2 separate regions of the Mus musculus genome follow, and region 1 is linked to region 2. The links are chromatin contacts, found by POLR2A ChIA-PET in ENCODE. All regions are on one chromosome and are shown on one strand. The core of a region is the stretch at or near the end of the contact, and the rest is flanking DNA. Distances in the headings are between cores, read along the strand shown.

The links. ChIA-PET counts read pairs that join two places held with the same protein, here RNA polymerase II (POLR2A).
Region 1: POLR2A ChIA-PET joins it to region 2 with 29 read pairs in Patski. The contact joins the promoter of Zfp266 here to the promoter of Zfp26 in region 2. POLR2A ChIA-PET finds 5 or more read pairs at or near these places in 2 of 5 experiments (Patski and embryonic stem cell).

The regions. Positions count from the first base shown.
Region 1 is chr9:20,520,064-20,522,763 of GRCm38, forward strand. It overlaps Zfp266 (zinc finger protein 266), which reads right to left and starts at 1,356. Exons shown (of 9, transcript NM_001082485.1): 1 at 1,281-1,356; 2 at 957-1,056.
Region 2 is chr9:20,458,803-20,461,502 of GRCm38, forward strand. Zfp26 (zinc finger protein 26) reads right to left here and starts at 1,358. Exons shown (of 10, transcript NM_011753.3): 1 at 1,143-1,358; 2 at 745-859.

The DNA of each region.
Region 1 (2,700 bases), core at 106-2,605, 61 kb after region 2:
AACCAGAGATCTGGTTCCCAGCACCACACCGGCACCGCACCAGGTGGCTCACAACCTCCTGTAACGCAGCTGTAGGGAGCCAAGGCCCTTTGTGACATCCAGGGGCACTGCACTCAAGGCAGAAACCCACACCCCACACATAAACAGATAACAACTTAAAATAGATTAAATAACAGCAAAAATGCCTTAAAGAGGTCTTGGTTTATAGCTCAGTAAGAGAGCTTACTAAACATGCACAAAGCCCTAGATTCAATTCCCACTATTAGAAAAACAAAGAAACTTTGAAAAGATCTTAGATGCAAAAACACCCAAAAACTTATAACAATGAAGAATTCTGATTTCACACAAAGAAGATATTAGATAATATTAATTTTTTATTATCTTGGCTGAAAGATCAGTATTTACGGTCTTACTGGGTCAGTATCTTCTTTTTTTTTTTTTTTAGAAAATGTATTACCCCGTTATGTAAAAAAATCATGCCTGAAATTCCCAACCTATTCTCAAATAGTTCAACATAAACTGTATTTTAATTTTCCTTGAAAAACCAACCAGTTTAATCAGTACTAACCTAACAAAGCCTCCATTTTTTAAAGTCTGCAAGGAGGCACAGGCCTACAACATTCAGACAATAGCTAACTATTTGGGCTAGGGTGTAGCTCAGCAGGAGAGTGCTTAGCATCATGAGGCTCTGAGTTGCGGCCCCAGCATCAAATCAAGAGTAACTTGTTATCCTTACTTTTCTTCAACACAAAGACCCGGGTCTTTGTACGTTTATATTTATATACAGATAAATGCACTCTGCGAAAGTCTACAACGAAGTTGCCTTTTTAAAAAAATCAGAATGCAATGTGTCTCAGGTAAACATAGGTCCCACGAAAGCGAAATAATCGGATAAAGCATTCCTTTCCATACACACACAAAAAGAAAAACAAGAGGAAAAGGCTGCCCTCACCCACCTTTCAGCCAAAGCTCGGCTCCCCCAAACAGAATCGCCCGGTCCAAGAATGGAAAATGCAGCGTCTCAATGTGATACCAATGGCGAAAAGTCTATTCTTTCTGGGGAGGAAAATAATTCCACGAAGGTTACTTTACACCGGCTTTAGAAGAAAGGTGGGTGCAAACAGCTCAGGGCTGAGTCGGGATGCGCACTCGGGCCGCGGCACCCGGGAAGGCTGCAGAGCCCGGGAAGCCGCGGGACCCCGCGAGCAGAGCTCGGCCCGCCTCCCCGCACAGGCCTACCGAGTCCTCGCCCTCCCCGCGCCGCCCCCGCAGCTCCTCACCGAATCCTCACCGAGCGCTGCGTGGAGAGCCCTCGGACAAACGCCGAGAAGGACTCAGAGCTCGGAGAAAAGGGGGGGCTGGCCGTGACGTCACTTCCATTTCCGGCTCGGAGTTCTCAGCCACGTTGGAGCTCTCCAAGCTGGAGAGAAAAACTTGTTTGTTCCAGCGTCCCGACAGTTGCACCCTTTTTCGGGTGGGTTCATAAGGGGCGTTGAGACAGGAAAAGAGCCGAGAGGTCGAGATCAGAAGCGAGACCTTGAAGGGGGAGCAGTGCGGGGGCGGGGCGAGAGGCGGGACCAGGCCGGGGTGCGCCTCGGTTGATGGCGGACCGGTGGGGCGAGGATGGGTGTGGGGACGCCCCGGTGGAGATGCTGCTGACAAAAGCTTTTCTCTCCCGCCTCTCCCTCACGCTCGCGATGCCCTTAGCCATGTTGCACAATCTGCCAACCCAGGAAAAATGATCCGTTTGGTCCATTCAGTTAGTGCTGTCTCCAGACACCTTTATGTCGACCTGTCTTTGTGTGTCTCTGGACTCTGCTAACACCTCAGTCCTTGATTCCATCACGTTTTCACCACCCAGGGCTGTTAGTAGAGCCCGGACTAGCATCACGAAGCCCTGGGATCCATCGCCAGTACCGTAGATGGTACTAGTGGTGCTTGGGAGAAGAAGACAAAGTTCAAGGCCATCCTTGGCTACATAGTAAATTCAAGGCCAGTCTGTCTGGGATACATGAAACCCTGTATCCAAAATGCTTAGTTCCTAACATCTTTTCCTGATTTTTCGTGATAATGGGGTGTGTGTATGTGTGTGCATGGTTTAACAGAGTAAGCAGGCATGTACATGGCAATGTATGGAGGTCAGGGGACAACTTTCAGGCGTCCGTTATCACCATGGGTTTCAGCAATGGAAGTCAGCTTCTCTTTCACCCACTGAGCCAGCTTTTTGGCCCAAACGACTTAATTTTTAGAGACAGTTTAACAGCTTGGGTGTTTTCTATTTTTGGAATAATTCAGAGTAAAACTAGGTCAGGCATAGTGATATGCACCTTTAACAGCCCTCAGGAGGCAAACACAAGTGGATCTCTGTGAGTTCAAGGCCAGAAAGAGTTATAAACTACTTCATAGTTTCACATGGATCCTATATGGATACTAGCTTTGTGTGTGTGTGTGTGTGTGTGTGTGTGTGTGTGTGTGTGTGTGTCTCATATGGCTGTGACTGTGAATATAAGACATGAACCTAGAAAGGGGACCATGAATGGGAGATCAAAAGATGTTTTAAAGAAATGGAGAAGTTGGTCTGGAGAGATTGCTCAGTGGTTAAGAACCTTTGTTGCTCTTCCAAAGGACCCTGGTTCAGTTCCCAGTACGCATATGGCAGCCTACAAGTGTCTGTAACTCCTTTTCCAGTATACCTGATAC
Region 2 (2,700 bases), core at 108-2,607:
TTCTCCTGCCCACCCCCCAATCCCCACTCCACACAATGACTTCCCCGGCCTCTATCCTTGGGGCCAATGTACTCACCAGAGAGCAGCGTCCCAATAAACCTGCTCTAATATTCTAATCTGGCTTGAATTGGCTCATTTCACCAGTGGAGAAATAACATATCAAATAAAGCCTCACCCATTCCTTAACAGAGTTCTATTATTTATTTAAGGGGGGGGGGGCGCACATGACTGCAAGTGCCTAGAGACTCTGGTCTCCCCATTCCCAGATAGCTGGAATTACAGGCTGTTACACGCCACTAACATGGGTGCTGGGAACTAAAATCTGATCCTCTAGAAATGACATGTGGTCTCTTAATCACTAATCCATCTCTCCAGTCCCAAGTTTCAGTTTTTCATGAGCCATCCCTTGAGTGCCAAACTCCCTATTTTTCCCTTGTTAATACTTTATTGTTGGGATGAAGGGAAGGGGTAAGGGATGGTTTGTGGTCTGCAAACAGATAAATATGCATGGCCTGAGCATTTAACACTTTCTCAAAATGGATGCATGAGGTTTGGGGGAGAGAGAGAGAGGGGAGAGGAGAAAGGGAGAGTGCAAGAGAGGGATGGAGGGAAGAAGGGAGGGAGAGAGAGAGAGAAACAGAAAGAACTAATGAAATGCATCGGTTTCCACGAAAGCAACTAAATTCTAATAGTTGATAGTGAGAGAGACTGTGGAGGAAATGAGAACGGACAGAAGCTCCTCACCCTGGGACTTTCCTGCTCCATCAAATTCCACCCACTGCTCACAATGAAGCGGGATGGCCAGGTTCCTGGAGCGATGGGGCGCGAAGACAGATTCCAACGGCCGAAATCCTTCTTTCTGGAAGGCAAAAATTTTGTACGATTACCTTAAAGGCGTTCGAGGCAGCAAGGGCTACATTCGAAGGCACGGGGAGCTCAAATATCGTTCCGATGAAATGGCCCCCGGCCGGGACCTGAGAAGTGCAGGGCCCTAGCCTCTGAGAAGCAACGGGGCGAGACTCGCGGCCTGGGAACCAGCGGAGTCGCCATGGAGGCCACACCCAGGCCTCACTCCCCACCTCCGCCACCGCCCATCCCCTTACCTAGCCTCACCAGAACCCGCCCAGCCGGCCTGCTACTACCGAGAAAAAGAGAAGGGGGCCGCACGAAGCCACACCGGAAGAGACGGAGGCGAGCTGCGGTTCACTTCCGTTTACCGTGTCCGAGTCCTTCCGGAATTGAAATTTCGGTTCCCCGGAATTGGATGCCGATTGATTCTGAAGCGGAGGTTAAAAGCCCAGTCAAAGAATGAAATTGAAGTTTGAACAAGATTTCTGAGCGAGAACGGCCTTCTCGATTGGCCAATCCCAGTGCAAAGTTAAACACACACCGGGAAGTACGGGGTCTCAGGAGGCTCACAAACCTTTCCTTCCCTACCTCCTCTTGGTTCCTGTACTTCCTGGGCAGATGCACTGCCAGGTCTGTGAACCAGCCTATAGCTTCCATTTAACCACTTCAGTCTTTACTCTCTGGATACCATGCTAAATTCTAATCGTTGGTAGTGAAACGAGCTAGAAAGATGGGGAAAATGAAGAGGACATGAAAAAAGAAAGCCTCACACCCTGAGACTTTCTGATGAAAAATTTAAAATGTGAACACAACTGATACAGCCAAAAATTGCATATACAGAGGGAAAAAATGTGTGTTTTCATAAAGATATCTCAAATAAGATGTTAAAAGCAAATATCAGTGCATGGCAGCACACCCCTGCAATCACAGCACGCAGAGGCAGAGACAGGCAATCTTCTTGATTCGAGGACTGCTAGATCCACAAAATAAGTTTCAAGCCAGCCAGGACTGCAAAGTGAAAACTCATCTCAAAACAAAATGAAAATAGTAAGGCGACAAATTCTACTTACTTAGGGCCAAAATGTCAATAGTCTTGAATTTTACTATATTAGCATTCCTCTCAACCCTAAATCTGAACAATGTACTTCACAAAACCATCTTACAATTTCATTTACAAACATATTCATTAAGAGTAAACAGTAAGAGTAAAAATTAAGTTAATATATTGTACTTAATTTTAAATGTTATTTAAATTTTAAGCTATGCTTAATCTTTAAACCTTATAAATTATATCCTTTGAGAAATATAACTTAGAAAGTCACAAGATTTTATATGTGTGTGTGTGTGTGTGTGTGTGTGTGTATGCATTGAAGATATACTTAAATGGGATGCCCTATAGAAGCCCACACCAGTATCTTGTGATTGTGTACTATCTCTTTCCTATAAAACTTTGTGTCCTCTACTGATCTAGCACTAAGGAGGCAGAAGCCAGCGAATATCTGTGATTTTGAGGCTAGCCAACTCTACAAAGTGAATTCTAGGACAGCCAGGGGCTGGTATATAGAGATACCCTGTGGAAGAAGAGAAGAAAGAGGAGGAGACCAACAACAAAAACAAAGGGGTGTGTGTGTGTGTGTGTGTGTGTGTGTGTGTGTGTCTGTGTGTGTGTGTGCATGAGCCCTGGCCCTCTAGAAGAGCTTTATACCTTCATATTATGTTTGCTCCAGGAATGAAAGTGGCCATGCAGTATTCCTTTCCTCTGTGTGTGTGTGCATGTGTGTGTGTGTGTGTGTTCTGTGACTTAGCCTGTCTGTCACCACCTTTAATTGTTGGCAGACAGATATCCTGAGA